Linked DNA regions of Mus musculus: region 2 is linked to region 1. A link is a loop called in an ENCODE intact Hi-C map of the cell type or tissue named here. Cell type or tissue: gastrocnemius. All regions are shown on one strand. Links, peaks and the distances in the headings refer to the core of each region. The heading gives the core; the rest is flanking DNA.

Region 1 (11,667 bases), core at 1,313-9,312:
GAAGCACCTGAAAAAATGTTCAACATCCTTAATCATCAGGGAAATGCAAATCAAAACAACCCTGAGATTCCACCTCACACCAGTCAGAATGGCTAAGATCAAAAATTCAGGTGACAGCAGATGCTGGCGTGGATGTGGAGAAAGAGGAACACTCCTCCATTGTTGGTGGGAGTGCAGGCTTGTACAACCACTCTGGAAATCAGTCTGGCGGTTCCTCAGAAAATTGGACATAGTACTACTGGAGGATCCAGCAATACCTCTCCTGGGCATATATCCAGAAGATGCCCCAACTGGTAAGAAGGACACATGCTCCACTATGTTCATAGCAGCCTTATTTATAATAGCCAGAAGCTGGAAAGAACCCAGATGCCCCTCAACAGAGGAATGGATACAGAAAATGTGGTACATCTACACAATGGAGTACTACTCAGCTATTAAAAAGAATGAATTTATGAAATTCCTAGACAAATGGATGGACCTGGAGGGCATCATCCTGAGTGAGGTAACACATTCACAAAGAAACTCACACAATATGTACTCACTGATAAGTGGATATTAGCCCCAAACCTAGGATACCCAAGATATAAGATACAATTTGCTAAACACATGAAACTCAAGAAGAATGAAGACTGAAGTGTGGACACTATGCCCCTCCTTAGATTTGGGAACAAAACACCCATGGAAGGAGTTACAGAGACAAAGTTTGGAGCTGAGATGAAAGGATGGACCATGTAGAGACTGCCATATCCAGGGATCCACCCCATAATCAGCATCCAAACGCTGACACCATTGCATACACTAGCAAGATTTTATTGAAAGGACCCAGATGTAGCTGTCTCTTGTGAGACTATGCCAGGGCCTAGCAAACACAGAAGTGGATGCTCACAGTCAGCTAATGGATGGATCATAGGGCTCCCAATGGAGGAGCTAGAGAAAGTAGCCAAGGAGCTAAAGGGATCTGCAACCCTATAGGTGGAACAACATTATGAACTAACCAGTACCCCAGAGCTCTTGACTCTAGCTGCATATATATCAAAAGATGGCCTAGTCGGCCATCACTGGAAAGAGAGGCCCATTGGACTTGCAAACTTTATATGCCCCAGTACAGGGGAACACCAGGGCCAAAAAGGGGGAGTGGGTGGGCAGGGGAGTGGGGGTGGGTGGATATGGGGGACTTTTGGTATAGCATTGGAAATGTAAATGAGCTAAATACCTAATAAAAAATGGAAAAAAAAAAGAAGAACGGGTGGTTGCGTCTTTCTTGCTGGTCAAGTGGGATGCGACAGTGATGTACAGATTTTATGCACTACCTATTGAAGTATTAATTTTTTTACAGAGCCTACAAAAATTATATGGAACCACAAGAAGCCCTAAATACTCAAAACAAACTTGAGTAAAAAGAACATATATCTTCTGGCATCATATCTTCTGGCTTAGACAGAACAAATCTTTTGTAAACATCAAGTCATTGTATTGGTGTAAAAGAGGCATATAGGCTTAGATATTTCAAAACCTACTTTTCATAAGGGTGCTTAAATGTTTTAACCTCCCTTCTAGCCCACCACCCGCCAGAGGCAGTGGAAAGGAAAGGTTAATAGGGCCAAGGAGGATGTGGACCTGTTTAGAGATAGTTCTTTGGAGCAAATCCAGTCTGTGTTGTCAGGACATCAGCAGTTCAGTTCACAGGAATCAGCAACTGAAGCTAGAGCCCCTCGCAGATACCCTTCATGAATCAGCAACAGCAGTTCAATCCAGAAGAAACTGGAAGAGGCTCTACCGTTCGGAAGCAGCAAAAGCCTGTGGGAATGCCAATGGAAGTTCTTTGGTATAATTCTGTCTATGAAGTCATAACAAATGATGGCCAGCAAAGAGTGATGAGGTGAACCAATACCATAGAGCATTGTCAACGAAGACCAGTGTCAACAAAGCTCAAAAATGATCAGCAAAGCATGGCAAGGCAAACTATTACCACCCAGCATCGTCCACTGTCCATTGGGTTATATTTATACCCTTTCTAAACATCACGTGTTCTCTCAAGTGTCTGCTCTAGCAAAACATCACACGCCCCTTTTCCAGGCTGCTTCCAGAAAAAACACCATGTGTCTACTTCAACAAAACCATCCCCTTATAAGACAGTTTCCAGAAAAATATTACATGACACAAGTAATAGTCTCCGAAGAAACGATAAATTTCCATTTCAGAGGCAAATGGGTGAGAGAAACTGAATAGAATGCATAGAGGACTCATCTACGGCCAGCTGGTTCTCTCCTGAGAACCAAGAGCACACTTAGGACACAGGAAGTGTCCCAAAAATTGAGCAACCACTTTCAGAAGAATAAAACTGCACCTCTATCTCTTAGCAGTTACAAAAACCAGTTCAAGTAACTTAAATATAGACCAGAAACTATAAAAAAAAAAAGGCTAGGGGGAAATGTACAAGATATTGGAATGAAAAAGAATACTTAGAAGATTTCAAAAGAGAGATGGGAGGAAAAATAGACAAAGATGACTCTATCAAGCTTTTTAGCAGCAAAGGAGACAATGTGAAGCCTTCAGAAGAAGAAAGAACATTTGACAACTTTATAAACACATAGCACACTCCAAAAGTTAGATCATAGCAATAGTAACAGGTAAGCTCAGGGAAACCCTTGGAAAAGAAGGCAAAGGAATGTAAGGGCCACAGGGCCTGGAGGGCACCAGGAGGACACAGGAGGACACCCTCTGTAGGAGGTGGTTCTGATGTTTTGATTGGGAATCTGCATGTAAACCCTGAAGGTCCTCTTCCCCAATTGGTTCTTGATCAATCAATAAAGATACTAATGGCCAATGAGCTGGGCAGAATAGATGGGCGGGATCTCCAGTTTTCCTGCAGGCAGGCTAGCAGAGCAAAGGGAGAAAGTTTTCACCATGCTTTGGAGGAGCCACAGCCATGTGAGATCTAGTGTAGAGTGGTCATTGGCCACTTTCTCAACTGGGCCTGGGGTAGCAGATGGGATATTCGAATGTCATAATGTGATAGCAGAGGAAGGCGTCTAAGAGCCCAACCATTGAACTAAAGTGTATCAAAGATAAGCTAGTGTGTGTGTGTGTGTGTGTGTGTGTGTGTGTGTGTGTGTGTATGTGTGTGTGTGTGTTTGTGTAAGCTAATGTGTATGTGTGTGTTTCATCCATGGATCTGAGGGAACCTGGGTGGAGCTGGTAGCATGGTCCACCTAGAGCTTAAAGCAGGGTAGCAAAATCTACACACTATAGCCCTCTATCAACTGGCCAAAGTTTGTATGTATTCATGGACACTGGAGCAGCACCAGATATGTCAGTATTGTTCTGTTCTTTTTTTTTTATGTCTCTACACTGCATTGTAGTGCTAAAGTAAACAAAGTTATTATACTACAGTTTACTTTTATATACTGTGTGCTTTTATTGAAGTTCCCATATATTTTTCTCTAAAAATAATTTAGTAACACAGAGATAGGTTATTTCTCTGATAGGTTATTTCTCCTCCAGTGAAATGAGCCAATTCAAGCCAGATTAGAATATATTAAAGGCAGGTTCATTGGGAAGCTGCTCTCAGGCAGGCGAGTTCTCTTGCCCCAAGGAAAGAGGCCAGGGAAGTTGCCACAAGGGGGAGGGGGTTGCACAGAAGAAAGAGAGAAAGGACAAAAAGGTGTGTGTGTGTGTGTGTGTGTGTGTGGAGAGAAGAAAAGGACAAGAGAGAAGGAGAGGGAAAGGGAGAGAGGGAGAGGGAGGAGAGAGAGGAGAGGGAGAGGGAGGAGAGGGAGGGGAGGGGGAGGGGGAGATCTGGATTATATAAGGAGGAGTCTCTAGGGGAAGGGCAGCCCAGCTCTGGGCTGGAAAGTTCAGGGTTGGAGGAGGGGTATGCAAGGTAGGGACTGAGGGATGTAGGGAGAACCTGGAGGCCAGGTCCGCTTTAATATGTAAAATATGCACCTCAGTCCCTTGTTTTGGGGGTCTGGAACCAAACACACAGTTTAATACACATACATCAAAATAAAACATACATGACATATGGGTTGTGAAAAACATCAATATTGCTAATCAACAGGGAGATGCAAATCAGAGCTACAGAGTATTACTCCAATAAGAATTATTGATATCAATGTAACAAGAGACCAAGAAATGCTGGTCAAGATGGGAAGGAAAGGAACCCTGGTGCACCATTGCTAGAAATATAACCTAATACACCCATTATGGAAAATAGTATTGGGGTTCCATAAAATAAAACTACTGTATGATCCACCCATCTCACTACTGGGTATCCAAAGGGAATTTAGTGGGCACATTGAAGAGACATCTGCACTCTCATGTTCACTGAAATGCTGGGATGGTTTGTATGTGCTTGGCCCAGGGAGTGGCACTATTTGGAGGTGTGGCCCCATTGGAGTAGGTGTAACACTATGGGTGTGGGCTTTAATACCCTTGTCTTGGCTGACTGGAAGTCAGTATACTGCTAGCAGCCTTCAGATGAAGATGTCAAACTCTCAGCTCCTCCTGCACCATGCCTGCCTGGATGCTGCCTTGCTCCTGCCCTGATGATAGTGGACTGAACTTCTGAACCTGTAAACACCATCCCCAATTAAATGTTGTCCTTATAAGAATTACCTTGGTCATGGTGTCTGTTCACAGCAGTAAAACCCTAACTAAGACAAATGCTATCCATGGGAGCCAAGCTGAAGAAACTCTCTAAGTTTCTCATGGTTGATGGATGGATACAGTGAATATTAAAGTGGATTACTTACTATTCTGTCACTCACAATACAATGTGATCATTCAAAAATATAAATAAATAAATAAATAAGCACAGATGAAAAACCAGAGATTGTAATGTTAAATGAGATAAGCCAACAACAGAAAGCCAACTGCCTCGAGAGTTCATTCATAAATGGAATCTGTATGAGATATAGAAAATAAGGGTAAGGTGTTTGGAGCGAGTGGAAAGGGTGGGTTAAGAAATGTTGGCTAACAGGCAGTAATGTACAGTTATGGAGAAGGAAAATCTGGCCCGCCGCTGCCCAGTGGGGTCACTGGATGACAACAGCACTGTGTGTTTTAAAAAGCTCCAAGGAACGATCCTGTCTGTTCTCATGATAAGCAAATTATACGTGTGTGAGGAATTAGATGCGTCTGGATTTCGTATTATGTGATATGTGTACATACAACAGTGTAAGATGGTGCTCCGTCAACATGTACAATTGTATGTTGTAATGTATCCCCTAAGGAATTTTGGAAGTGGCCATTTAATTTATTTAATTCAGTAAAACATGATGCTGTTCTGGGACACGCAGCTCCGTGGCTAAGCACATCTTAGTTTGCAAAGGGCGATGGGATCCATCCTCCACCCATAAAAACGTACACGTAAGCCCAACTATATGTGCTATCTTGCATGATAGCAGATTGATTTAACTCAATAATAATTCGATTCGCCTACCTATAAGTAAACGTTAAGACACAGTCATTGCAAGTTGCAATGTTCGTGTGTGGTTTTTTTTTTTTTTTTTTTTTTTTTTGTACTGACCACTAGAGGGCAAGACAATCTAGCAGATTCGAGTAAGCCTAATTTTACCCTACAGAGGGCGGTACCCACCACGCTGGGCAAACGCGCCCACGTGCTCCACCAGGTCCCAGCCACTCACATCTGCCTTCTCCTTGAGGGTGATTGAAGAGCGGAAGAAAAGGCTACGGTCCTCTCAAGTAAACAATTTGTTGGCTGGCTCTTCTAAAGTTATTAGGGAAGTAGGTTCAGTTAAACAATTTTATTTTTCTAGATTTAAGTAGTTTAAGTCTGAAGTGAGAAGGAGGGAAGTCTCGAGTTTGAAGATAAATCTTCACAAAAGGGGAACCAGGAAACATGTGAAAATCATCTCCAATCAAAGGGACCCAGGGTTCCGCCTTGCCTGTTCTATAAACACACAGCATGGGTTTATCCTACAAGTCAAAGTCTTGAATTAGCAACATAAATAACCCTCCAGGGAAACAAAGGAAGGCTATGGGGGAGGGGCGGGCAGAGGGAAATCTCGAGTCTCAGACCCAGCATCTGGGACAAGGCCCAGCGTCCCTTCTGCTCAGCCTCAGTGGCCTGAACTGACAAGAGTGGGTGTCAAGTGCGGCTGCTCCTGACTTTCTCACACTGACTTAGCCCTGCCTCAACAGATGCAAAGCTCCTCTCTCTCCCTCTATAGGGGAGAATCTCTTCTACCCAAAGTTGGGATGGGAAGTGCGCATGCGCACAGCCACACAGGCGCCATTCTGTACAATCCTCTAACTTTAAAAGTGAGCCAAGTAAGAGATGATATTTCGCTGGCTCTTTAAAAATCTGTATTTTCTTTTCTTTTCTTTTCTTTTCTTTTCTTTTCTTTTCTTTTCTTTTCTTTTCTTTTTTCTTTTCTTTTCTTTCTCTCTCTCTCTCTCTCTCTCTCTCTCTCTCTCTCTCTCTCTCTCTCTCGCTCTCTCCCTCTCTCTCTCTCTCTCTCCCTAGCTCTCTCTCTCTCCCCCTTCCTTCCTTCCTTCCTTCCTTCCTTCCTTCCTTCCTTCCTTCCTTCCTTTCTTTCTCTCTCTCTTTTTTTCTTTTTGTTATTTGTATGCATCTCTACAACTAGTATTTTGAAGATAAATTTTTGACCCTTTCTTGAAAGAAATCAACAAACGGGGGGGAAAAATAAAAACTTCTGTTAAATTTTCTCTTTTAAGAAAGAAAACCAGGGCTGGACTAACAGGAGCGTGCTACGCTAATCTTTGGTGCCGTGGCACAAGGGAGTAAACTTGAGACTAGACAAGCAGAAATGTCTCTGACCCTTCTCTCATCAGCTGAGGGCTGCCCTGTCTGGATCTAGGGACAGGAAGGACTGTGGCCAGCAGCCAGAGATGCCTGAGCTGAGGCCCCGCGAGTTCCCCCAGCTTTGTAAACTGTTTTTTTGTTTTGTTTTGTTTTGTTTTGTTTTGTTTTATTGCACACTCGATCTAGCAAATGTTTCCTTGATTCTCCACTCGTCATCAAGTCTGCCATCAAACATGTAAGCTGATCTCTTCCTTGGGGTCACCTAAAAACAATATGAAGTAAGTTTATGTATGATGTCTGCTTAAGCTGTCTGCTCACAGCAGTCCCAGGTTCTGAACCTCATAGAGACAAAGGGAAAAGAAATTCTTCTCCTACGGAATGGAAAGGGGCCGATTTGGGGATACTTGACAGGGGTTCTTTTGACACTGTTTTTGTTTTGGATTTTGTTTTCCTCACAAAGTTTTTTTGTTTTTCGTTGTTTTTTTGTTTTTGTTTGTTTGTTTTGTTTTCCTTAGCGAATATTTGTCTTTAGTGTTGAGATTATGTGGCTGCAGCTGATCATGTATTTATGACATGTGACCTTGCACGGTTACACCTGGAATGTAGTGGTTAATCCCCACAGGAACAGGCTGTCCTCTTTCTCCTCCACGTGGTTGAGATAGATGCATGGTTGAGATAGATCGAAAGAAAAAGAGAGAAAGGGGCGGGGGAGGATACATCACCTTATCATTGGCACAATTGGAACCGCTCTTTGGGATAGAGCCAGAGAAACCAGTGTGAACTCAGACGCAATATCTGAGGGAGGAAAAAAAAAAAGGGAAACAGATTCTGAAAATGATTGCTAAATTACTTTCTGTATATAACCTTATCTTTTTTCAATCTTTCTCCGAATAAGAGGATTCACAACTTTAACTCTACCATAGACTATATCAGAGACTCCTCTATAAATCATCTAAGGACCCAATTAACTTTGGGGAGAAGAAGACAGAAAAGGACTTCATTTATTTGTGAACATGGTTTTTAAATTTTACACTACATTTTCATTTTATTTATTTGGTGTGAGTGTGCGTGTGTGTGCTGGGGTCAGGGTGGGACATGTTTGTGAATGGTGTCAGAGGTGCTCCCCTCTGCTGGTCACATTTTCTACTTCCCCTGAGAGATGGCTCCCTGATGAAAGAGCACAGGCTGCTCTTGCAAAGGACCCAGGTCCAGTTCCCAGCATCTACATGACGACTCACAACCAACCACAGGGAAGTCCAGTTCCAGGGGTTTGAGCCCCTCTTCTGACTTCTTCGGGGCAACTGTATGTATGTGGCGTTCTGTAGAGGAGCAGGCACCCACATAGACAGAAATAAAATTAATAAAATTGTTAAAGGATCTTTTCACTTGGGGATATGACTTTGACATGTCTTTCTGTTTCAAGATAAGTAGAAGCCATTCTCCTGCAATGGCATCTGGGATGGTTTGTGTGTGCTTGGCCCAGGGAATGGCTCTATTTAGAGGTGTGGCCTTGTTGGAGTGGGTGTGGCCTTGTTGGAGTGGGTGTGGCCTTTAAGACCCTCATCCTAGCTGCCTGAAATTCAGTATTCTGCTAGCAGCCTTCAGATGAAGATATAGAACTCTCAGCTAAGACAGCATCGAAATATAATCAGAAAAATAGAGGGAAATCATCAATATTTGAGCAGTCATCAGGCATTATTTGACAGCAGGCCCTTCACCAGCTGTTTGTGTTCATTCTAAAAAATGCTGATTTTTATTGGAAGAGCAAGTTGCATATTTCTTAATTCCATTCACTTTCCTGAAATCGTTTTCAAAGTACATTTATTGATCAACAACGACACATTTTAGAATTAGAACACACAGAGAAAAACAGAGAAGTTTCTGAGTGCTTCCAAATGCCTGGCGTGGTCACTCTTGAGACTCAATCAATCACGGAGTCTCAGAACTTTCAGAATGATGATATTTTAAACATCCTGCCAGTGATATTAACACTCTTATTTGAATAGCCAGAATCCTTGTTCATAAAGAAAATACACTAAGTTCAGCAGTTCTTACAGAGAACCACAACCTACAGTCAATATAAACGTAATTTCAATTTCAGGTTTTCCCCCGTAAGGTAGCAGCCCCTCGTAGAATCTCATGTGAACACCGACCACTTTACTTCTTATTTTGCACTGAAAATGTTACACCTTGAGAGGTCAGTCAGGACTTGCTGAAAGTATAAACTCCCCAGAATGAGTTTGTCTCTTTTAAAATTCGCTTTCCCGTTCTCCTCTCTAAAGGCTACACTATGCCCATCTGTCTCCCTACACAGACGTTTACATTCTAGCCTAACATGCTTTTATGATGGAGAACATAAAATGTGTTTGCTTCTTTCAGAGACTGTGTGACTTGTTCACTTAATGTGATGCAGCCTAAGTCCATCCACATCCCTGCTAATTTTGTGATTATTTTTTCTTTAGAGCTGAATAATATTCCATTCTTACATGTACCGTATTTTCTTTTTTTTTTTTTTTTTTTTTTTTTCTGATGTGTTTTTTTTTTTTTTATGTCTTTTTTTTTTCCATTTTTTATTAGGTATTTAACTCATTTACATTTCCAATGCTATACCAAAAGTCCCCCATATCCACCCACCCCCACTCCCCTGCCCACCCACTCCCCCTTTTTGGCCCTGAAATTCCCCTGTACTGGGGCATATAAAGTTTGCAAGTCCAATGGGCCTCTCTTTCCAGTGATGGCCGACTAGGCCATCTTTTGGTATATATGCAGCTAGAGTCAAGAGCTCCGGGGTACTGGTTAGCTCATAGTGTTGTTCCACCTATAGGGTTGCAGATCCCTTTAGCTCCTTGGCTACTTTCTCTAGCTCCTCCATTGGGAGCCCTATGATCCATCCATTAGCTGACTGTGAGCATCCACTTCTGTGTTTGCTGGGCCCCGGCATAGTCTCACAAGAGACAGCTACATCTGCGTCCTTTCAATAAAATCTTGCTAGTGTATGCAATGAGTGTACCGTATTTTCATTACCCACTCGTCCATTGATGGACATCTATGATGGCAAAGACATTTCATTGCTATAGAAGCAGTAATAAACATGAATATGTAAATAGCTCTTGGTAGGGGGGTGAAGTTCTCTGAAAGCCTTCTCTATGAGCCAATTAACTCCAAAATCTTAAATTACCACACTCAACCTTATGGTGCAGAGAAGAAAGCTGCAGGAAATGGGAAGACATTTCATGACAGACCTTGCACTGGAAATAGGAATGTATAGAATTTCATAAGAAATTAAAATTCAGAACAGTTTACTACTCTGGAAACGTATCCATTTTAAATAAACTTCACACTCCTCAATAGCTCAGTAAACCAGGGACAGCATCAATTGACCATTAGCAAAATCAAGCCTCGAAGAAGAAATGTCAGTATTCAAACACTTAGATCAAGCACTGGAGATGTGGCTCAGTTGATAGAGCATTTGCTTAGTGTTATGATTTGTATATGCTCGGCCCAAGGAGTGGCACTATTAGAAGGTGTGGCCTTGTTGGAGTGGGTGTGGCCTTGTTGGGAGTGGGTGTGTCACTGTGAGTGTGGGCTTTAAGACCCTTATCCTAGCTGCCTGGAAGCCAGTATTCTGCTAGCAGCCTTCAGATGAAAATGTAGAACTTTCATTTCTCCTCCTGCACCGTGCCTGCCTTGATGATAATAGAATGAACTTCTGAACCTTTAAGCCAGTCCCAATGAAATGCTGTCCTTATAAGGGTTGTCTTGGTCATGGTGTCTGTTCACAGCAGTAGAACCCTAAAACACTTAGCATGGGGTTTGAACCCCCAGTACCACATAAACCAGAGATGTTGAAGAAATAAATGCTATTGCCTAAGCATTTCTGGGCTGCACAAATAGTCAGTTTCCCCAAAAGCACTTTCCTTACCATTTACTAAGGTCATCTACTATATAGCACCATCTATAATGTCCCTCAGCCACATATGATTTACCATGGGGACTCTGAAAATATTTCCATTCAAGACCCTTCCCAACTCAAGAAATTTTTATGTGACAGTAGGTACCTAGGCATATAAAATATCTAAACAAATCTATTAAATTTAAAATAATCATTTATGATGTATATTATTTTTACCATCTTTTTAAAATGAAGATAAATGTGCTTACTAAGATAATGTGGTTGCTTATATACACATAAAAAATTAAGGTTTGTCCAGATATTAAATACTATAAAACAGAGTATTTTCAACACTTTTCAGAGTTGATAGACTGTTGATTTCATACTAACAGGTGCCAAGAATGTTGCTTTACAAAAGTAGATAATACATAGATAGATAGGGAGAAATGTTGGAAAATCTGAAAAGTCATGCCTAATCCCAAGGCAAGATTAATGTTATTTATGTAAGTGTAAAAGTCAAGCCAGCAGCTGAAACAGCAATTTTAACCTCAAACATTCCAGCACAGTATAATCCATGATGTAGTGATTGGATTCTTACATGCTGAGCAGTAATGGTAGAGACGTTTTAAAGTCTTCGTTTCCGTAATTAAGCAATTATGTTTCCATAAGAGCAGAAAATCTTGGGTGTGCAGAAAGACACCGCAGTTTAGAACTTGCCAGAGACTTGGATCCACAGCCATGTTTCTAGAGGTTTCCTTGGTATTGTGCGGTCTGACTACACACATGGCACATGGTGTGCATGCTTAGAGCAAAGCTGAAGAGACGCTGAGATAAATTGGCCGTGTGCACTGTCAGCATTTGTCGCATGTTTGATTTTGAATTAATCTTTAGTCACCGTGCATTCCGAATCTTCACTGCTGCAGTTTCACCGCGATCAGTCCGGCTGCTCCACACGGCATCGTAGCTCATGACGTAAGAAGCA
Region 2 (11,667 bases), core at 2,150-10,149, 270 kb after region 1:
GAAGCCAGAAGAAGGGTGGTTCGTGACCCCCAAACATAACATTTAAGCAGATCGTGGCAGTGCCACCGCAGTGTCATCTTCTGTCCTCTCTATTGATTTGGAAGCCTCACGCATGGTGCCCCACATCTATTCTCACCCACCCTTCAGCTGGTAGTGACATCACCTTATCACTCGGAAGCCCCAGGCCTCTCCATACAGGAGATCCCATGACCTAGGTTCATCTCAGCTACTCTATTCTTTTTTTTTATTTAAGGTTTATTATTTTTATTTATGTATATGTACATATCTGTGTGTTTATGTCACATGCATGCAGGCGTCCTCGGGATAGAGTGTTGGATCTGAGAACCTCCAGTTACAAGGGATGGTGAGCCCCTTATTGTGGATCTGAACTCACATCCTCTGGAAATGAAGCAAGAGCTCTTAACCTGTGGGCCATCTCTTTACTCCCAGCTATCTCATTCTTGAATGTCAGCCTTTCTGTCTATATCTGTGAAGCACTGTATCTCGGCTAGTCAAGCACACACCATTTTCTTGAAACGACACTCTGCTTCGTTCTCTCCTGTTGGAGCATCTGACCTGCAGCCCTGCTTCTGCTCACACCAACACTGGCCTGGCCTCCCACTTGCCAGGCTGATTCTGTACTCCTGGAGTCTCATCAGTGACTTCCTTGGTAACTGTTGCCAACCTCACTATGGTCTTCCCACCGCCTTTGAGGTGCCTGATGCTTAAGTTTCGACCTGTCCCTTTCTTCCTTCTCAGAGAACCAACTCTAATACTGACCTCCATCAGTCTCTCAGTTTCCAGGGACGTCAAGGGCATCTTGATCTTATTCATGATTGGGTCTTTCTCCAGCATTCTTAAGAGTAAATATCATCAGAGAAAACTGGTGTGCCATATTTACCTCTTCATCTTAAGGTGTTTGGCATAGTTTCTTGGTAGGTGGCGTTGGTGACAAAATGAAGCCATTATTTTTGGACATTGGAAGCCAAGGTTGAAATACCTGGGGCTACTGTTTGTCCTGTGGCCTCTTTGGTAGCTGGAAGGAAGCAACTGTCTTAGGCTCACACCAGCCATGCCCCAGAGGTCTGTTTGTCTTGAAGGGACTAATTATAAGTCACCTCAGCAGTGATTTGACCGAGGAACTCTCTGTACCATCAACAAACGGAGGACTAAATATTCCGAGTCTCCAACGGGTGTGTGCAGGGCTGAAACACCCTCCAGGCCTCGTTATTTGGGCAGTGGAAAGATGCCATGTACATGCAATGTTAATGATGGATAAGGAGTTTGTTTTTAATCAAGCACTGTGCACATTCTGCCCCAGTATGAATCAGCTGTGGCGCTTTTCGATGTGTTGATGAATTTTGGCATTTATCCCTATTTGGAGAAAAGCTAAAACTGTGCCTGAATTGGATCTTTGTCTTCTGCAACCAGTTGTTTAGGACCCAATTGCTGGATTACACTTATTTTGAGACTTTCAGGTGATGTGAGAATTTTTCTTTCATTTTTTAAAAAATGTAGTTACCTCTCTCTTTCTTTTTAAAACCCTCTTTCATGATATAAAGCAAGTTTTTTTTTAATATGTATTTGTTTGTTTTTGTTTTAAACTGGTACCTATCAGGTGGTAATTCACCAGTTAGTCTAAGGTAATAAGAAACTCGAATTTGGATTTGATTCAGTTCCATTAGGGCAGATTTAAATGTTGTGATACAGGGGCTATTATCCTGGCAGTTGTAAGGGATTTTTGTGCTGGGCAGTGAGGCTGACAAAGAGCACAGTGTGCACACTCCATCTCGAGCGGGGCACTTTCACACTGCAATTTAGGAGCTGTGCAGTTCAGGAAATTGCTGGCTTTGGCTGGACCATACTTTTACTGCAAGGAAAATTTTATTCGTCACTCAAGTAATTGGCAGTTTTAATACCTTGTTCATAATTACCTTATAAACAAACGAATATATAAACCAGAGATTGTGTGGCTTGTTATCTAACTCCTAGCCTTATTTGACCAATATGATAGACACCTGGTGGGCCTCTCTCTCCTTACCTCAAAATACTAATGTGCTCCATTTATTAGGAAAAAAAATAACTCCTAATAATAACACAACTAAACACTACACTATTGTTTTCTTTTTGTTGTTGCAGAATAGTGTTTAAGTTTGGGTAGTCTAGCCCCAGACAGCCTGGCCCAAACCAGGTGCAGACTTGAAGAGAGATGTGAGACAGACAGGGGTGGGTCTGGGCGTTTTAGCTGCTGGGTGACTTGGAGGAGGACATCCTGGTGATAGAAACATCGGGCTATGTATTTAAGAGAAAATTTCTGTCTCCCAAATTGTGGTTTTGTTCATCCCTTATACCCCGACCCTAAGGCCTCTTGGCTGGGCTTAGCCTGCCTGCCTCCATCTCCGGGACCTAGAGATTGACTAATTGTCTCGCTTGTACCTCACAGCTAGATCAAGGAGTTTGTGCTCTGGCAAATCCAGATGTGGGAAATGGTCAGAATCAGAGGTCATGGATGACTTGACTCTAAACAAAGTCTGTAATGCTTTATGGGAATCCGAGGAACTTGGTAATCTGGGACCTGTATGTAGAATTGCTGAATTTTCTTTTCTTTTTGAACTTTACTATTATCTCAGCTTGTTTCTTTGTTATCCTGTGTAGGATTTTTTTCTTGTCTGTCTGTCTGTCTCTCTCCCTCCCTCCCTCCCCCCACCCCCGGTGGAGTTACATTCTCTGATGATTTGGGTCTCTTAAAGATCAAACTGACAATAACCCTAAACTCCTTAAAGGGACTAGACTAAGGGTCTTGACTTCAGTGTGAGAGTGTTGTTTAGAGCCTGCGTCTCTGGAGTTCTCTCCTTACTGTTGTGGAGAAAGCAGCACCTGGTCTTTGCAGTCTCAGGAAGTCAACCTTTTTCTAACTGTAGTGGGTACAGATCCCTAGAAGTCTGTCTCCTCCAGGACAAAAGTGCAGGCGCAGATTGCAAGAGGCCCTGGTTATCCCTGTGATGGTGGATCAGTGAGCCAGTTGGATTTCTACATCAGTTTGAAAATAGAATTTGATTTTTTTTTTTTTTTTTTTTGGCCAGAATATCACTGATGCTTTGTGTTCTGTAAAAGAAACCGGGGATCGACAGGGACCAACCCAGACTTGCTATGTGAGGTGCCTCAGGAGTAGTTGGACTGGTTATGCAAAAAGCCCCAGTTTCCCAACTTTAGATTATATTTGAAAGAGAGAAATTACTCTGTGAGTGGATGGTGTAATGTGTGAACCGTGTTGAACAGAGGTGTTGACACCTATTGTGTGCCCCAGTATTTCTGGCTTCGTTACATTCTAACACAGCGACATGAACACGAATCCCTGCCTCAAAGGAGTTTGCAATATGGAAGAGGGTGGTGGTGAGCGTGTTATAGTAAGATGCACTGTAAAATTTGGGATCCCATAAAAGTGGTCTACCTAACTTCTGAGATGGAGAGGTGTGTCTGAGTTACTCGTAAGCAACACACATACCTGGGGGCTGTTTTCTGACTAAGGATCAGATCTCGTCGCTATTCCTTAGGGTCTAACGAGAAACCCTTGTTACAGTTGTTCCCAGCTTTTTAACTTAACATGGTTTCTCCTGCTATGCGATGGTCTAAAAAGTCCATGCTACCACCCAACAGCTGAGTGAAACAGGTGCAGAGACCCACAGCCAAACACTGGACAGAGCTTGGGGACTCTTGTGGAAGAATTGGGGGAAGGACTGAGGTCCCTGAAGTGGATAGGAGTACCACAGGAAGACAGACAGAGTTAACTAACCTGGATCCTTGGGGATCTCAGAGTCTGAATTACCAACCAGAGACCAAACATGGCTGGCTGGAGGCCTCCCTCCCTGCACATGTGTAGCAAATGATCAGTATGGTCTGATGTGGGCTCCCCAGCAACTGGAGCAGGGGCTGACCCTAGAGCTGTCACCTATCTGTGGATCCTCTTCCCCTAACTCATCTGCCTTGTCGGGCCTCAGGGGAGATGATGTACCTAGTACTTCAGTAACTTGATGTGACAGGATGGGGGTTGGGGGGTGGATATCCAGTGGGGACCTCCACCCTCTCAGAGGAGAAAGGAAAGGGGAGGAGGGGGGGTGGAGCATGGGAAGGGGCACCCAGCAACAGGGAGCAGGGATGTAAAATGAAGAAACATTAATGGGGGAAAAGGTCCACGCTACCTAAACCTATGTGACAGTTGAGCTGGCTTGCAAGTTCAGTTCGCTCCTGTTTTCTAATAAGATTGTCAAGTAGAACTCATGAGTATAGCGCTAAATACCAATAATGCTAAATACCTCTAGTACCTATGACCACTTGTGAGAATTTGGCTGGGCATTTCCCCATTTGAAATGCAACAGAAAAATGGTGGAAATGTTCCGTCTCATTTGCTGCTGTCAGGTACATTGGCTATTGCTCTCTTGACATATAGATATTATAATCAAGGAAGACTTTTGTGGTTGTGGTTATTGTTGTTGTTGTTGTTAGAGACATAATCTTCTTATATAGCCGGGCTGACCAAGAACATCTGCCACTGCATCCTGAGTGGTGACATTAGAAGTGTGCCTTCATGCTCAGTGACAGATACTTTGTGTGTGTGTGTATTTACATACTCGTAAAGAGCTATACGTAGCCAGTGACTGCCATTGTGGTCTATTTTGATCTGTTGTCCAGACTGGTAATGTCAAGTATCTCTTGATGACTGTCCTTAGGGACTGTGTTAGGTGGTAGCTCTTTTGGGATAACTATGCAATACTTTCTCTGGTACTGAAGCCTCTGTCAACTTAGTAACTGGTTGTAAAAACAGGGCCTCCTTCTAGCCAGGAGCTAAAGCAGCCACAGAGTGGTAAGGATTGGGAACTGATTGGCACTGCTGTGTGAGGGTACCTTCTAAAAGAAGAATCAGACTAGTAGTTAGGAGGACACAGGGCTGGCCAGGCGGGTCTGAAGGTAAAGACGCCTGCATGCAGTGCAAGCCTGCCCAGCTGACCAGGATGCCCAGAGACTGTGCAAACACAGAAATGGGAGGAAAACATTTAACTCCACAAACTTCTCTTCCGATCTCCACATGTGCAGCTCTGTCCCACTAATAGTAATAGCTACACTAAGTTTAAATACATGAGCGTACATATATGTGTTTTAAATATTCATTGTATTATATATATATAATATTACAAAATATTATATGTATAATATGTAATATATATAATATCCATAATATACTATAATGTATATTATGGAATGTAGAATAAGGGAGTGTAGCCTGGTGTTCCCACTCTGTGCTAGTTGTTTCATTTACTATCTAATAAAACAGGAAGATATTGAGAAATAATCTGAAAGAAAAAAATCCATCAGTTGTGTTTAAAAGCATGGCAACTCTATATGCGTATTATCCTGTCAGATTGGTGTAAGGACATTCTTCATATGATCTAGGATGACCTCAGAGCATACATGGCCATGGGCTGCTGACTGTCATTGAGAAATATGGTTTGGACCAACTAGTTTCTGAAGGACAGGTCAGGAGTAGGTGTCTTCTTCTCCCTTTGGATTATACTGTTGACCAGTTGCTGGGACTGTGTTTTAATTATAGGGCTGGGAACGCCATCGACAAAATCCTCCCTGAACAGCTGGAAGCCTTTCAGTCCCTTGAGACTTTGGACCTCAGCAACAATAATATTTCAGAACTGAGAACTGCCTTTCCACCCTTACAACTCAAGTATCTGTAAGTATAAATTACCCCCCCCCAGTGAGAATATTGTTATAACTGGGGACAGGGGTGTGTTTAAGATGCAGGCAACCCGACTTCACTACTATGGAGTGGAATGTAACTTTCTCATGGATTTGAATAAGTTGAATAGATTCAATCTTCTTTCTTACAATTTTGTATCACGATTATCACGATTTAAAAGCAAATGCTCCAAACTAGGGCATTAGTAACAAATTCCACACAAAGTATATATATATATAATGTAACAACTATTCGTCACCTTCAAAGATCTGTCAGTCTTTGCTGTTAGTATATGTATATTAGTTACTTGCTGCCTGTACTCAGTTCCTGACAAGAAGCCATTTGAGAAGGCTTGTTCTGATTGACAGTTTGAGGGCACAGTTTTATCATGGCAGAGAGGGCATGCTGGGAGAAGTGGCAGGCAGCCCTGTGACATTGTGGTCAGGAAGTCAGGCCAGATTATAGAACCCCAAGTCCCGCCCTCTGTGGTCTACTTCCTCTAGCTAGGCCCTACCTCCTGAAGATTCTACAACCTTCCAAAAGAGTGCCACCTGCTGGACAATAAGTGTCAGACCACATGAGCCTACACAGGACCTTTCTTATTAAAACTACAGTGTGTGAATCTTTTTATCTTTATTTACTATTTTCCTGGTACTGGATATAAACCCAGGGCTTCTTTACCTGGCAAGCACTCTGCCATCGAGCCATATCCCAGTCCATATGTGTAAACCTTAATTTGTTCACAGGGAACTCAGTATTAACAATTTTAAGGGTGCACTTATGGTCACTGGAGAGTCTCTGCAGTGGGGAGATTGAAAGCACTTTAACTTCCCGAAGAAACCTGAGCAAGCCTCGGCTGACCTTCAAACTCTCAACAGGTATATCAATAACAACCGAGTGTCGTCCATGGAACCAGGGTATTTTGACAATTTGGCGAGCACGCTCCTGGTGCTGAAGCTGAACAGGAACCGCATCTCAGCCATCCCTCCCAAGATGTTTAAACTGCCTCAGCTGCAGCACCTGTAAGTGAACATGGCCTCTAGGACATCACACTCTCACCTCTGAGCCTCTGGGGTCCAGGTCTGATGCCCACAGTGGGACAGGAGAAGTTTAGGGGCAAGCACGTGACTATCCTCGCTTTCATGGCGCAAGTGGTGGAATCTCCTGATTGGGAAAAGGCTTGCCAGTTACCTCATGCCAGCAGCTGCCTGACAGGACATGCTAGATGGTGGCTGAAGGAGCAGGGTGATCACTCTGCTGCCCCTTCACAAAGGTGCCATTGTGGACCTGAGGAAACCACAGCGTCTCTCCATAGCTGTGGTTTATGAGAATAATACCAACAACTTCAGGGTGCTTTGATAGCCTAAGTGGCAGTAAAGAACTGTCTCGTTAAGAATGGTAGAATGGTTTGTGAACAAGGCTCCCGCAACGGCACTTTTCAACCTTGGCTGCACATTACAGAGACTTGGGGAGCTTTTTAAAACCCCAGAGCCCAGGATTCACCCTAGACCAATTATACTAAAACCTCTGGGGGCTGCAATTCGGGCTTCGAGAACTTTTAGAGCTCCCTAGGTGGTTCTAGTGTTTGGCAGACATAGAAAGTGTTGCAGCCTGCAGGAAGGTACCAAACTGAACGTTAATTGGGAATGATGGTAGAGCTTTGCATACACGCGGGGCAGGATTTCTACACCATTCCCCGGCACCCCTCCTGCTTTTCTGGGATGGTTATCATGCTCGTTCTGCATCAACAAAGGCTGAATATAAATTTGTTGACTACTATCCTGAGTGGACAACCATTTAGAAATGAAAATCTAGTGTGTTTCCTTTATTATATTATTCATATATATATATCGTGTTTTACATAGGCATTCACTCCCTGTAATAAATTGGAGGGGAAAAAAATGAAATCCTTGTCAATAAAGTGCCTGGGAAATGGAAAACATTCTTGCAGTTTTAGCACTGACTGGGTTAAATATATTGCAGCGTATGACACGTTTTTCTTACCATTAGAATTTAATTGTCACATGAATTAACGGCTTAATTGTAATGTCCAACACAGTGAGCTGAACAGAAACAAGATTAAGAACGTGGATGGACTCACATTCCAAGGACTTGGTGCACTGAAGTCTCTGAAAATGCAAAGAAACGGAGTGACAAAGCTGATGGATGGAGCTTTTTGGGGGCTGAGCAACATGGAAGTCCTGTAAGTGTGGGTTACCGAAGTTCCCACTCAGATACACTGACCCCCAAATACTGAGTGGACACCTGGTAGCTCTCCTTTGAAAAGCCTCATTAGATTCTCATGCTATACAATCATAGTTATAATTACTTAGTCATGTTCCAGGTGAACTGCATGAATCTTTTGCTGATCTCCTTATATATCAAAGCCGACTATCTAGGCGTGTTAGGGATATGTCATCAGTTGCTTACAGCCAGCTATGCATGGCTTTGAAGAGAGTAGATCGTGAACTCTGGATCCCACCCTTGGTTCTCATTGTACATGCAGGCAGCTGGACCATAACAACCTAACCGAGATTACCAAAGGCTGGCTCTATGGCTTGTTGATGCTGCGGGAACTTCATCTGAGCCAGAACGCCATCAACAGGATCAGCCCGGATGCCTGGGAGTTCTGCCAGAAACTCAGTGAGCTGTAAGTTGCCTTTTATTCTCCTCAGGTTCGAGAGCAGGGATCCTGCTGGAGTAGGAGTTTCTTACCATTGACCTGTGAAATTTTTGCAACAAAGTTGCCAAGGCGACAGCCGCTTTTCTGTGTGCCCCTGATGCTGTGTTTTCGGCTGTGATACTTTGGAGCCAATGCCTCTCTTTGCAGTTCTTTGTCGAGTTGACAGAAGTAGTCATTGTTTCATGGACTATTTATTTAATTTTAATTACTGGGATTAGGAGTAATGTTTACCTGGTTACTGTAAGGCAGAATGTTAAAACAGGATTATTGTAGTTACATTTATTACCTCTTTTTTAGAAAACAGATTATTATGTTGAATGGAAAGATAAAAGCTTTGTTGTTGTTGTTGTTGTTGTTTTTTGCAGAGACCTGACTTTCAACCACTTATCAAGGCTAGACGATTCCAGCTTCCTGGGCCTAAGCCTACTAAATGCCCTCCACATTGGGAATAACAAAGTCAGCTACATTGCTGACTGTGCCTTCCGGGGGCTTACCAGTTTAAAGACTTTGTAAGTTACACATTTTGCTCTTGGTACACGAGCCTAATTGGTTCCTAAATGTGCCCACTTTTCTCCCAGCAGATTTCCTTTGTTGTTGAGGAAATGTGTACAGCCTCAAAAGTGGGCTCTTAATCTTTCCCAGAGCAGTCTGATTAGAATAGATCTATTTCATCCATGTGTGTTTCTTAAAGGGATTTTAAAAGGACGCTGATCAGCGTGCCTGGTGATTGCAGTGTCCCTCTTCCACGGCATCGCTAGGAAGTTCAGAACTGCTGAAGAAAAAAAAAAAAGAAAGATTTAAGTCCACTAAGTTTTGTCTTTATAAAATGCAGATTAAAAACAAGACGCAGCAGAAAGAACTATAGAAAGGGCCTGAAGGGAGCCGAGTGTTTATTCTTCTGGTTCCCACCCTTTGATTTCTGTCCTCAGGAAGAAAAGCATTGCATTAACTGACCTGAAAAATCTCTCCAATGTTAATTTAATGTGGGCTTCAGGATTTTGCACTCAGAAACCCTGCGCTCTGTCCCATCTGAACCATTAGAGTGGAAAGACATGCTATATGCTTTGGCTCTTCTCTGTCTTTGTGATGGGGACTTGTTTTTCTTTTTCCTTTTCTTTTCTCTTTCTTTCTTTTTTCTTTTCTTCTTCTTCTTCTTCTTCTTCTTCTTCTTCTTCTTCTTCTTCTTCTTCTTCTTCTTCTTCTTCTTCTTCTCCTTCTCCTCCTCCTCCTCCTCCTCCTCCTCCTTCTTCTTCTTCTTCTTCTTCTTCTTCTTTTTTTTTTTTTTTTTGAGACAGGGTTTCTCTGTGTAGCCCTGGCTGTCCTGGAACTCACTCTGTAGACCAGGCTGGGCTCAAACTCAGAAATCCACCTGTCTCTGCCTCCCAAGTGCTGGGATTAAAGGCGTGCGCCACCACTTACTGGAAGGAACTTGGTTTTAAATTTTAATGTATATTTCAAGTTGTTTGAGACGTGAGTGCTTAGTCACCTTCACTTAACAGGGCCAGGGTTACTGTCTTGATTTGGGGGAAGTTTTTAAAGTGTTGAGTGCAGGGTTCAGGATGTGAAAGGCACCTTGGAGAACTGAGTTTCTTCTTCTGAAGTGGGTGAAGGTGGGGGATTCGGAGGATTTTGTTACAAATAGGACACCACCTGGGTAGCAGCTAAAGTTTCTGAAAAGTGACTCTAAAGAGAATACCCGTGTTTTCCCTAGGGATCTGAGGAACAATGAAATCTCATGGACCATCGAAGACATGAGTGGGGCATTCTCTGGGCTGGACAGATTGAGGCAACTGTGAGTATGATTCGCCTACTCTATGACTTAAAATTGCTGTCTTCATTGAAGTCAGACTCATCAGGTGACATCATAGAGTCAGGAGTAAGCATGAGATGTGCTTGCACGCTTGGTCCTTCTCCTAAGCAAGTGGTATGGTTCATGACGTGTGTTCATATAATTACCTTTTCTTCCTTCTTTGGATGAAAGGAAGAAAATTCAATCCTGGAATTTGTCTAACTATTCATTCTGATACCTAGATAGGAACTTGCAAATTATGTTGGCTGTTACTCATTAGGGACGGTCACTGTGTAGAAGTGACTGTCTTTAAGAGATGCAAACACTTTTTGTTTTGCAATGAAATAGTCTTATAGACTGTTCTGTTTTCAGTTGATGATGAAGGGCATTTACAGAGAAAGAGTGGGGGAGCAAGCTGCACTGGGCGGGAGTGGGCAGTGTGATCCCCAGAGAGACTTCCGTAGCACCTGTGTTAGCGGACTGCACTTGCTGATGACTCTTCTATTGCTGTGATAAAATCTGACCAAAAGCAACTTAAGAGTTTATTTTGGCCTATGGTTCTAGACAGCTAGCTGTCTACCATGGTAAGAAAGCCATGGCGTCTGTTAGCAGCAGGAAGCTGAGAGACCACATCTCCGTTGCACACACAGGAAGCAGAATTGGTGCCAGACTATTAAACTCTCAAAGCCCAGCCCCAGTGACATACTTCCTCCAGCAAGTCTTCATAGCCTAAGCTTTCCATGGCAGTTCTGCCAGCTAGGGACCACATGTCCGAATACATGAGCTCACGGGGTCATTTCTTATTCAAACTGTTACATGGAGGAGTCTGTTTAGTACTTTGAAACCCGTGTTTGGTAATGTTACTGAATGAGATTCGAAGAGTCTAATCTTTCAAGTTACTGAACAAGATATGAAGAGTCCAATATTTTGGGTTACTTTGTTTAATTCAAGATAATAGTATTGCTCACCAATGAAAATAGTCATTTTTATAAGAATTCTGCTCCTAAAATGGCTTTCTAAAGTTAACTACAATGTGATTATATCTCTTGCCACCCCTGTAGAATTCTCCAGGGAAACCGGATTCGATCTATTACCAAAAAGGCCTTCGCTGGTTTGGACACATTGGAACACCTGTGAGTATTTGGAATTTAGTTCTCCTAAGGGTGCTCCAGGAGGGGTTTCTGTTTATAAAACAGTTGTGACAATATTCTCCCCATGTTGGAAAAGCTATTTATACATCTACCTGCCATTTGTCATCTTGCTTTCTGTCTACCATCAGTAGGTTATCTCTGAGCTTTCTTAGGATATAGTCTGGAGATATATATATACACACACACATACTATTTAGTACTTAACAAGAATTCTGTTCAGTAACTGTTGCTATTGTTTTAAAAAGTTAACTAGAATCCCTGAAGATTCGTGGGTTCTGTTTGTTTCCAAGTTAAGATGACT

What was found. A loop is a pair of places that touch in the nucleus more often than their neighbours do. Peaks named below come from ENCODE experiments on the same cell type or tissue, not always from the same donor. Only the 100,000 strongest peaks of a DNase experiment are listed, where the experiment ranks them.
Region 2: it touches region 1 in a loop (36-fold over the local background); 13 of 42 quality-filtered maps call a loop at or near these places.

Annotation. Positions count from the first base shown.
Region 1 is chr10:125,719,901-125,731,567 of GRCm38, forward strand. No RefSeq gene overlaps it. Among named protein-coding and RNA genes, the nearest start is that of Gm36884, 19 kb to the right of the region's middle. In gastrocnemius, for the core only: a CTCF peak has its summit at 5,575 (motif pointing right); DNase peaks (open chromatin) are centred at 5,604, 6,040, 6,865 and 7,513.
Region 2 is chr10:125,988,813-126,000,479 of GRCm38, forward strand. Lrig3 (leucine-rich repeats and immunoglobulin-like domains 3) reads left to right here. Exons shown (of 19, transcript NM_177152.5): 4 at 5,606-5,737; 5 at 6,622-6,765; 6 at 7,803-7,946; 7 at 8,250-8,393; 8 at 8,792-8,935; 9 at 10,138-10,218; 10 at 11,277-11,348. Among named protein-coding and RNA genes, the nearest start is that of Gm29997, 15 kb to the left of the region's middle. In gastrocnemius, for the core only: a CTCF peak has its summit at 6,304 (motif pointing left); DNase peaks (open chromatin) are centred at 6,203 and 8,385; H3K27ac peaks cover 819 bases.